Regions from separate parts of the Homo sapiens genome. Here region 1 is linked to region 2. A link is a contact called in ENCODE Hi-C data. All regions are on one chromosome and are shown on one strand. Each heading gives the region's core, a stretch centred on a gene start or an enhancer-like site at or near the end of the contact. The rest is flanking DNA. Distances are from core to core; before and after follow the strand shown. Region 1 holds the start of SLC25A18 (solute carrier family 25 member 18). Region 2 overlaps CECR2 (CECR2 histone acetyl-lysine reader).

Region 1 (5,775 bases), core at 1,942-4,441, 91 kb before region 2:
TGTAATCCCAGCACTTTGGGAGGCTGAGGTGGGCGGATCACCTGAGGTTGGGAGTTCGAGACCAGCCTGACCAACGTGGAGAAACCCCGTCTCTACTAAAAATACAAAATTAACTGGGCATGGTGGCACATGCCTGTAATCCCAGCTATTTGGAAGGCTTAAGCGGGAGAACCGCTTGAACCCGTGAGGCGGAGGTTGTAGTGAGCCGAGATTGCGCCATTGCACTCCAGCTTGGGCAACAAGAGCGAGGCTCCAGTTGGAAAAAAAAAAAAGAAAATGACAGCCTGCTCACAGGAGGGAAGAGATGTGAATGGTTTCTGTGAAGATTATACAGGGCTTGGTGGGTGATTAAACACGCCAGAGGCAGGTATCAGATTTGAAACACGCATCAGCAGGAGGAAGATACATTATCCCCCCACTGAGAGTGTTAGAAGCAGGGGGTAGGTAAGGAGACGGGGAGGGAAGAGAAGTTTGGCAGCTGACATGAGCTTAAAGTAGCAGTTGCAGATGAGGGGGTGACAGCAGGCACCAGAAACAGCGGTGCAGTGCCGTGTCACACCCACAAGCATGGTTCAAAAAAATAGAGATCGGCATTGGTGCGGATGTAGAGAATTGGAACCCTTGCTGGTGAGAATGTAAAACACGGCAGCCATGGTGGAAGACAGTATGGCAGGTCCTCAAAAAAGTAAACACAGAGGCCAGGTGCGGTGGCTCACGCCTGTAATCCTTGTGCTTTGGGAGGCTGAGGTGGGAGGATCACTAGAGCCTGGGAGTTTGAGACCAGCCTGGGAAACATCCAAGACCCCATCTCTTTATTTTTTGAGACGGAGCTTCACTCTTGTTGCCCAGGCTGGAGTGCAATGGCACGATCTCGGCTCACTGAAACCTCTACCTCCTGGGTTCAAGTGATTCTCCTGCCTCAGCCTCCGGAGAAGCTGGGATTACAGGCATGCCCCATCATGCCCGGCTAATTTTGTGTTTTTAGTAGAGACGGGGTTTCTCCATGTTTGTCAGGCTGGTCTTGAACTCCCCACCTCAGGTGATCTGCCTGCCTCGGCCTCCCAAAGTGCTGGTATTACAGGCGTGAGCCAACACACCTGTCCAAAAATTTTTTTAAAAAATTACTCAAAAAAACCCCAAACAAAAAATTAGCCAGGCGCTGCGGTGTGTGTCTGTAGTTCTAGCTACTTGGGAGGTCGAGGAAGGAGGATCATTTGAGCCCTGGGGTTGGAGGCTGCAGTGAGCTATGATCATACCACTGCACTTCAACTTGGCAAGACCCTATCTCTATTAAAAAATAGAAAATTTGGCAGGGCGTGGTGGCTCACGCCTGTAATCCCAGCACTTTGGGAGCCCGAGGTGGGTGGATCACGAGGTCAGGAGATCGAGACCATCCTGGCCAACATGGCAAAACCCCGTCTCTACTAAAAAATACAAAAAATTAGCTGGGTATAGTGGCAGGCACCTGTAGTCCCAGCTACTCGGGAGGCTGAGGCAGGAGAATGGCGTGAACCCGGGGGGGCGGAGTTTACAGTGAACCGAGATTGTGCCACTGTACTCCAGCCTGGGTGACAGAGCAAGACTGTCTCAAAAACAAAACAAAACAAAACAAAACAAAAACAGAATGAGTCTGCACAGAGTGACAAATGAGGCTGCAGGCAGAAATAAGAGCATCCCGAGGGAGGGCTCCTGGGCTCAAGCGATCCACCCACCTCACCCTCCTGAGTAGCTGGGATCACAGGTGCACACCATCAACCTGGCTAATTAAAACAATTATTTTTTTGTAGAGGTGGGGCCTCATTATGTTGCCTGGGCCTGATTTTTTTTTTTTGGAGACAGAGTCTTGCTCTGTCCCCCAGGCTGGAGTGCACTGGCTCAATCTTGGCTCACTACAACGTCCATCTCCCAGGTTCAAGTGAGTTTCCTGCCTCAGCCTCCCGAGTAGCTGGGACTACCACACCTGCTACCACGCCTGGCTAATTTTTTGTATTTTTAGTATAGATGGGGTTTCACGTTAGCCAGGATGGTCTCCATCTCTTGACCTCGTGATCCGCCCGCCTTGGCCTCCCAAAGTGCTGGGATTACAGGTGTGAGCCACCGCGCCCCAGCCAACTTAAGTCCTTTCTAAAAATTTTTTTTACTTTATATAAACTGTTTGTATTCTTTTTTCTATGCTATGCCTCAGGTTTGAAGATGTTCAGCTCAGATTACCTGCATCTAAGGACCAAAATGTAAATGCCAGGGCCATTCTTCCAGGTCAGTTTGCATCAGAACCATGCAGGTTGCATCTGTTGCTAGTTACAAGAGAGAGCTAGGCCCTTCTTCAGTTTAAGGTCTTAGGCGGGATGCCAAAATCTGCATTTCCAGCAAGTTCCCAGATGATGGCCAGGCTACATTGTGAGAACATCACAATAGATCATGTGAGTGAGAATGATCAGGGCAGGCTGAGGTGGTGGGGAGAGGAACACCATCACTTCTCCCAAGCTGCAGTTTCTGCAGATCTACGCTGCCTTTGGGAAATGTTTAGCATCACACTGGACATAATTACTTGCGCTGCATTTTCTGAATTACACAGTCTTCGTCTTAGAGTGGAGCCAGGGCAAAAGAGGAATTCAAGCTGGAACAAGGAGTCCGAGAAGACGCGACTGCTGGACAGAACAAGCGATGAAGCCAGTCCCCAAACTGATGAGCCCGCAGCTCCATCCAAATTAAATGGGCTGAGAACACCAACACTCCACCCTCCCGGTACGATTGCATGGCAGGGAGGAACCAAAAATATTTTTCCTTCATCTGCTATCTCAGCTAAGCAGTACACTCTTTCTAGCACCTCACTAGAGTCCAGTTTTTCTGTATTCTGTATTCACAATACAGGTTTATTATGAACTCTGAGCAGATGAGGCTATTTTTCCCCCTTTTGGTTTCTTAGTAACTAGGCAAAGTACAAGGCTCACGGTGGGTATTTAATAAATACTTACTGACAACTTGCCTGCAAGCGAGTCGACGTTCATCTCAGTTGTTGAGGCACTCACGGGCCAGGCTTCACTCGACTCTTCTCACTGCCTACTCAGTTCCTTCTCAAAGCAAAGCCCGTGGATATATCCAAGGAACTGGCTTCATTGCTTTTAAAAATTCTGTCCAGCTTTAACTGGCTAGAATAGGGGTCCTCGTCCTTGTCATATGCTGTCCAGAATGAAGTCCAAATCCAGGATTCTGGGAGCATGTCATGCTTTCTCGAACCTGCAGGAGTCTCAAGGGCACCTGCATTGATATGCATGTCATGGCTGTAGAAGGGGGCTGGCATTGCAGCACACAATAGCCAAATCTGGGGATTTTCCAGATGCCTTCGCCTTCTTGGCTAGTATTTTTCACTGAAGGTTTTTTATAAAACTGCTTAAGGAAACTAGGGGAGTGAGCATTGCTAGCAGAAAGGGGACTAAAATAGATGCACAGAGGTCCCTTAAAAGTCCAAAGGAACACCACGAGGCCAGGGAAACATCTGCAGGGTCAATGCAGAGAAATCAACAGCAGTTGTGGGGGAGGACAGTGAAGGCAGCCACACAGCAGGCAGCTGCTGCTGGGTCACCCAGGGCTCTGCCGCGGCTCCATGAGCGCCCAGAAGGAAAGGTCCCATGATACCTCTTGCATAACAACTGCATGACATAGGCCGTTCACCTTCCAGGAAGATTCCAGGGTAAAGATCAGCCCCCAAATAGCCCGTCTGGATGGTTATTTTCTCAATTCCGTTGGTAGCACTCTCAGAGAACATAGAGTATAGCAAAATGGAGCCCACAAAGGGGCTGATTTATAAAACTTGCGTTGCCTTTCCTTCCAGTAACACGAATTGGTTTAGAGACAAGAGACATTAATCTTTAACAAGAGAAGCACCTATGGATGTCTCCAAATGTCAAAATAGAAAGTTGATCAGAACTTTTGAGACTAATCTACAGTAACAATGTATAGCTTCCTGTCTCCCTAAATCTTGCCCGAGTAGCTTTTATGCTCTTATTTTAAGAAGCTCACTGTGTAGGATTATCTGTGTAAGATATATTTACCCAGGATGCTTAACAAGCGTTAAACAGTAACAGTTCCAAAAATAGAGCCACATTTACACTGCCTACTGCACTGTTTTGAAACAGTTAACCAGTGGAAGATGCTAACTTTTGGTACATATATTTGTTGCTGGTTTTGGCCCGAAGAAGATAAATCTGGAAGCACTCTAAATGGCTAAGTTCCTTATAAAAAATAAAGGCCGGGCACAGTGGCTCACGCCTGTAATTCCTAGCACTTCGGGAGGCTGAGGCAGACAGATCACTTGAGCTCAGTTCTAGACCAGCCTGGGCAACATCGTGAGACAAAAAATTAGCTGGGTGTGGTGGGGTGCCCCTGTAGTCCCAGCTGCTTGGGAGGCTGTGGTGAGAGGACTGCTTGAGCCCGGGAGATTGAGGCTGCAGTGAGCTGAGACCATGCCACTGTACCTAGCCTGGGCAACAGAGTGAAACCCTGTCTCAAGAAAAATTAAAGCCTATCTTTTTTTTTTTTTTTCATGTTGTGAGAATTTAATAAGTCAATGAACATAAGGTGCTTAGAACCAAGCTTAGGGTATGGAAAACAGAGAATAGATGTTTCTTGTTATTCTTTTTTTTTTTTTAATTTATTTTTTTATTGATAATTCTTGGGTGTTTCTCACAGAGGGGGATTTGGCAGGGTCATGGGACAATAGTGGAGGGAAGGTCAGCAGATAAACAAGTGAACAAAGGTCTCTGGTTTTCCTAGGCAGAGGACCCTGCGGCCTTCCGCAGTGTTTGTGTCCCTGGGTACTTGAGATTAGGGAGTGGTGATGACACTTAACGAGCATGCTGCCTTCAAGCGTCTGTTTAACAAAGCACATCTTGCACCGCCCTTAATCCATTTAACCCTGAGTGGACACAGCACATGTTTCAGAGAGCACAGGGTTGGGGGTAAGGTCACCGATCAACAGGATCCCAAGGCAGAAGAATTTTTCTTAGTGCAGAACAAAATGAAAAGTCTCCCATGTCTACTTCTTTCTACACAGACACGGCAACCATCCGATTTCTCAATCTTTTCCCCACCTTTCCCGCCTTTCTATTCCACAAAACTGCCACTGTCATCATGGCCCGTTCTCAATGAGCTGTTGGGCACACCTCCCAGACGGGGTGGTGGCCGGGCAGAGGGGCTCCTCACTTCCCAGTAGGGGCGGCCGGGCAGAGGCGCCCCTCACCTCCCGGACGGGGTGGCTGGCCGGGCGGGGGGCTGACCCCCCACCTCCCTCCCGGACGGGGTGGCTGCCGGGCGGAGGGGCTCCTCACTTCTCAGACGGGGTGGTTGCCAGGCAGAGGGTCTCCTCACTTCTCAGACGGGCCGGCTGGGCAGAGACGCTCCTCACCTCCCAGACGGGGTCGCGGCCGGGCAGAGGCGCTCCTCACATCCCAGACGGGGCGGCGGGGCAGAGGCGCTCCCCACATCTCAGACGATGGGCGGCCGGGCAGAGACGCTCCTCACTTCCTAGATGGGATGGCGGCCGGGCGGAGACGCTCCTCACTTTCCAGACTGGGCAGCCAGGCAGAGGGGCTCCTCACATCCCAGACGATGGGCGGCCAGGCAGAGACGCTCCTCACTTCCCAGACGGGGTGGCAGCCGGGCAGAGGCTGCAATCTCAGCACTTTGGGAGGCCAAGGCAAGCGGCTGGGAGGTGGAGGTTGTAGCGAGCCGAGATCACGCCACTGCACTCCAGCCTGGGCACCATTGAGCACTGAG
Region 2 (5,584 bases), core at 1,112-3,611:
TTTATCATGGCCATTTTCACCAGCGCTGCCTAGGTTCTAGCTAGAATACTATCCTCCAAGGAGGCAAGACAAGTTTTCTACATTGTAGCAATAATGTCAGGAGTGCCTTTTCTTCTAACACAATAGAAAGTAGAATATCAGGGATGCTGGACTAGCTCTTCCAAGGAGAATCGAATAGGCTTAAATGGTCCCTCAAAGGACACACATAGGGAGAGGAACTCTGCGTCACTTATTAAATATTCCAACTCTTCTCCCTTACCTACCATATTCCCCATTTCACCATCCCTGGAATATAGTAACTAACTCATGAAGTCATTAAAAACAGGGTTCAACATGTAAAATTGCTTTTTAAATATAATTCTATGATATTATGTTTACTGTGTCAGAAGCCACCCAGAAAACCCACCCAAAAATTTGCAGGTCCAAGCTAACTTGTGAGGTGATGAAGACATTGCTGAACTTACCCCTGGAGCTCAGCAGAACTTAAAATGCAGAATCAGTAAAGATGAGAACCAAGAATAGGTGACGAACCCCTGGAGAGTAAAGCCTTTTCTCTTTCCCTTTAGTAACTATAAACCCCCCCCAGTTAGTACCAAATGGATAAACCAAGGCACAGTAAATACAAGCCCTGGTCTCACCATCCTGTGATGAAATACAGAGGAAGAATGTTCTATCAAAACAGCCAAGGAAAGAAACAGGAGAGCTATTTTTAATCCTGCAGAACAAAAGAAATGGCCAAACAGTTAAAATGCTGGCTGATCAGTTAAAATGTTTCCCCATTATTTTAATGGGTATGGTGTTTCAGATATGCGGCTGGCATTTGGAAGACGAAACAGTTTTGGATATCTCTTTGACAACAATGTGAATCTACTTAATATTACTGAACTGACCACTTTAAAATGTGTTTACTACAATAAATTATTTTTCACATTAAAAGTGTCTATTTTCAAGGGTTGTAATGATTAAATGAAGCAGTGGCACACAGTAAATGCCACATGAAAACATTTATCTTACAATTATTTCATCTTCCTCACAATGATAGTTTGTGGAAAAACTGCGAAGTGTCCTTTTCAAAATTCGGAGGTTTCTAAACGATAGAAATTCAAATGCTTTTAATATATGGCCTGCTGTGTTCATGTGCCAATAAAACTATCTGCAAGAACTATTTGGAAATCCAGGTTACTACTTACAAAGCTTTACCACTTAAGGTTTCAACCCAGAGCTTAAGTCTTAGACTAAGGCAATAAGGGACTCTACTAAAAACCTCCACCCCAACCTTTTCTCTCTTTTCTTCTCACTTTCTCTCCTCCTCTTTTGTATTTCCTTTTCACTGTGAGCATTGAGCTGTGAGCACAGAAATCTGAACTTTGCCAAGATGCTCTGGGACAGAAGAGGAAGGGGGGAAAAACAGCAGAAAAGGCAGCTAATCAGCATAGGGCAGGGAGACCAGTTACCACTGCCCCTCTGCAGCTTCAGAGAGTAGCTGAAGGGAGTAACAGGATTTGCCGCCTTTGCAGCTGGCATCACAGCTCATTAGGGAAAAGTCTGTTCAACATCCTTCCACCTTCTCCACCCTCAACGACAAATCCTTCGAGCCGTGCAGTGGCTGCTGGGAAAACAACTCAGAAGTGAGCAAGGGGACTAGCCCCAACCTCTCACAGCAGCGGGAACAAGCAGAAGAAACAGGGCCTTTACATACCTCTTAAGAAAAGCAGTTTACCATTCTGCACTTCGGCAAGTCCTGCCTGCCTAATACACGAAGATAATTTCCAGACTGGAGACAGTCAAGTGACATATGCAGGATATTGCTAAATGCCTTTATTGTAACCCTACCAACCCATTTAACACAACTTTTCTTAAATAACATTACAGGTACCTTTTCTTGTTTGATGTGTTTCTAATCCCTGTATAAATTTTCATTAATCTTTTGCTAAAGAGGTAGTAAAGAGAAACTCTTTTCTTCAACTTCTGATTAAGGATCGAGATCACAGATCTGTACTACTGCCATTCGGTCACTGTAATTCCTTTGAGTGTATTTAAGGAGGGGGAAAATGTTTAAAGAAAAAAAAATCGTGTTTGTTGTATTTTATGTAAGAGGGTTACAAATCTTCCTAATTTGCACGGGGACCAACTACTACGTAGTATCTCTGTCAAAGGACAGAGATCTTCTGTATAGGACCCGGAACCGCAAGGACACAAAGGAGATGCAAAGCAGGCCTCTTGAAGGACTGTCCCAGCTGCTATCCAAGAGAGAATGCCTGGAGTGTGGGCTCAGAATACAGAAAGAAAAAAAGCACACTGGCCTCCAGAAGGCTCCCCTGACTTTGACAGCTGATGCTTTCTAACTTGGTATAAATTAATTTAATCCCAAAGGCATGCCCCATGCCAATTTACACTGTAAAGTATAAATCAGCTCAAGTGGGTATAATGGTGAGGGACCTGAAACCAGCTACATAACACTTTCAGTTGGCCAAGAGATGGATCCCAGGAGTCCCCAAAGGCTGGCCAGGTCCGTGTTGCTGCTTTGCTGGAACCATGTCATTCCTCTCAGCCTTGCATCAAACAGCTGTGTCACTGGCTCGATGCTGAGTAACACAGAAAGGAAACCAAAATAGCTCCTCCCCTCAAATATGACTACAACTCTAAATATTAGGTTAACTGGAAAATACTAATTATACCAATATATGTGTAAATCTAGAATAGGGTTTTCTGAAAATGTGTGAATTACTAAAACTGTCTCCAGAAGTTAAAAAAGGCTAAGAAGAAGTTCCATGAGTCTTCTCCCATAAAAAATGTCCATATGGCCAGGCGTGGTGGCTCACACCTGTAATCCCAGCACTTTGGGAGGCTGAGGCAGGTGGATCACCTGAGGTCAGGAGTTCGAGACCCACCTGGCCAACATGGTGAAACCCTGTCTCTACTAAAATGCAAATATTAGCCAGGAGTGGTGGCGGGTGCCTGTAATCCCAACTACCGGGGAGGCTGAGGCAGGAGAATCGCCTGAACCCGGGAGGCAGAGGTTGCAGTGAGCCGAGATCACACCCACTGCATTCTAACCTGGGCGACAGAGCCAGAGTGTCTCAGAAACAATCAAACAAACAAACAAACAACAACAACAATAAAAAACCCCACACTCATATTAACAATTCCTGAGCACTGCGAAAGTTGGAAACTATGCAACATGCTCTAGGTTTGTTTAATCCATTTTGATTATCCTTTCTTTGTTCAAAAGTCTTTGGTGTCTTCCAGTACCTAACACAATTTCCTAGGTGACTAGAACAATTATACTAGGTGACTAGTATACTGGACAAGCATGGCCAGAGACAAAATCTGGAAAAGCAGGTTCGCAGCTGACCACAGACAGCCTCAGATACCAGATGGAATCATCTGGACTTCATCGCTTAGACCCAATTTTCCAATTAGGATGTGAGTGTTCCCTGGGTTCCACGGTGTGTGGCTGGAATATAAAAAGCCACAGGGTAAAAATGGCACAGGTTCCTAGAGTTTTACTTTGACTTTGTATTGCTGTTGCTTGTTGTTTGGGATGATATTTTTACCTTAAATACTTGCATGACTCTTACAGATAAAATGGGAGATGTCATTAGAGAATTTATGTTCAGAGCTGCTTTGGAATACAGCTCCAGGCCTCTGAGGTTTGGAGTCATCATTCTCTTGCTACTAGGAGATCACTGCTGAATTAGTTGGAAATTGTGTTAAGTACTGGGGAGTCACCAAAGACTTTTGAACAAAGAAAAGAAAGAATAATCAAACTTGGAAGGTTAATTTGGATGTGGTCTGCAGAACACACTGTTAGTTAGGGAGAGAGACTGGAGGGTGAGAAGAACCCTGGTCTAGTCTGGGAAGAGGTGACGGGGCCAGTGCTAGAAATGACAGTGGAAATGGAAAGAAATTATGAAAGAACAGTTTCAGACACACAGTCAGTAAGGGTTTTGCAACTAACTGCAGGTGGAGAAAAACGGACAAGGAAAATTTTAGTTAAGTTTTAATCCTGTCCAGGAAAAGAAAAGATTATAGTATCTTTAACGGATAAACAGAAATAGGGGAGATAAAAGGTAGGGGGATGGTGAGTGATGCCAGAGATAAGGTCCTAGAAGTTTAACGTGGGACTTCATCTTTCGATGTTCTAGGTCTGGTTGCTCTTACATGATTGTGTCCTGGTCTCCTGTGTAAGAATAATGAAAATGTGCATAGACAGAATTTTTTTTTCTTTTTTTTTTTTTTTTGAGACGGAGTCTCTGCAACCTCCACCTCTTAAGTTCAAGCAATTCTCCAGCTTCAGCCACCCGAGTAGCTGGGACTACAGTCGTGCACCACCATGCCCAGCTATTTTTTTTATTTTTAGTAGAGATGGGGTTTCACCATGTTGGTCAGGCTGGTTTCAAACTCCTGACCTCAAATGATCTGCCTGCCTCAGCCTCCCAAAGTGTTGGGATTACATGCGTGAGCCACCATGCCTGGCCCACAGAAAATTTTATATATAATTTCAGTGTGTGTGTCTTTGAGTGTGGTAGGTTCCTGTGATTGAATCAATTCAATCAGCTCAGCATCTTAGGACCTGTGATAGTGGGAAGCCACACGAGCAGAAAGGCAGCTGTGGCATCTGAAGGCATACTATGTGCCAGGCTCTGTTATGTGCTGGGGACACAAAGAAGAAAAAGAGGACCCTGCCCTCAAATAGCAAAGATCTAGGAGGGAGGACAGGCAAAAAACCAGTAACCTTTTCCATGCAATGTGATGGACGCCACGGCAGAGGCATGCTGCTATGAGGACAGCAATAGCTGAAAGGCCAGCTGAAATGCCAGCAGGCATGCAAGAGAAGAGGGCAACAGCACAGGACTCCAGCAACATGCAGGTCACCGCCAAGGAAGAAATGCTAAGGTGAACGTGTGAATGAAGATTTCCAGATATGCTTGAAATCCAATCAAGAAGAAATCTGGAAAGGTAGGACAATTAGGAACAGCCTGGGTAGGATTATAATGAAGAAAAGAGAACTGGATTCTTACTGGAAAAAAAAAAAAAAAACAATGTTATCATCAAAAGAGGATGCGCTGTATGCTGTCCATCATGGGAAAGAGGTCCCAAGATAAAAACTGGCAGTAATCATCCCCCCTGCTTGGGGAGAGACAGTGATGACGCGCTGTCGCGGGCCAAGAATACTTTATCAGCCCTGGGAGAAATGACCCCGTCGAAACTAATTCTTCCCCTTCTAATTCTCAACTCCTAGTATTAGAAGGGTGGTGTGTGTTGAATGGCAGGTAAACGTGAGGACCATGAAAAGTACTGCTGGTCTCAGTGTGTCCCCCAAAATTCAAATACTAGAAAACTAATCCCCAATGCAACAGTGTAGGGAGGTGAGGTCAGCACATAACACAGAGCCTGGCACATGGTATGCCTTCAGATGCCACAGCTGCCTTTCTGCTTGTGTAGCTTCCCACTATCACAGGTCCATAAGATGCTGAGCTGATTGAATTGATTCAATCACAGGAACCTACCACACTCACAGACACACACACACACTGAAATTGTACATAAAATTTTCTGTATAATCACTAACAAGAGGTGA

What was found. Hi-C counts contacts between places; a loop is a spot of excess contacts on that map. Pooled maps may share reads with other maps.
Region 1: a map of gastrocnemius medialis shows a loop between it and region 2 (5-fold over the local background). The contact joins the promoter of SLC25A18 here to the enhancer-like site in region 2. A Hi-C loop is called at or near these places in 1 of 168 maps with a recorded cell type or tissue (gastrocnemius medialis) and 1 of 50 pooled maps.

The regions. Positions count from the first base shown.
Region 1 is chr22:17,560,914-17,566,688 of GRCh38, reverse strand. It overlaps SLC25A18 (solute carrier family 25 member 18), which reads right to left and starts at 3,191. Exons shown (of 11, transcript NM_031481.3): 1 at 2,976-3,191. LOC105372850 (a long non-coding RNA gene) reads left to right here. Exons shown (of 3, transcript XR_001755420.2): 2 at 2,186-2,420; 3 at 2,576-2,992. RefSeq lists a silencer at 3,126-3,420.
Region 2 is chr22:17,469,053-17,474,636 of GRCh38, reverse strand. All of the region lies in intron 1 of CECR2 (CECR2 histone acetyl-lysine reader), which reads right to left. Among named protein-coding and RNA genes, the nearest start is that of SLC25A18, 92 kb to the left of the region's middle. Within about 2 kb of position 2,361, at least 4 of the 41 ENCODE cell types and tissues checked have a DNase peak (open chromatin) inside an H3K27ac peak, as active enhancers do; they include gastrocnemius medialis, where a contact is called at or near this core.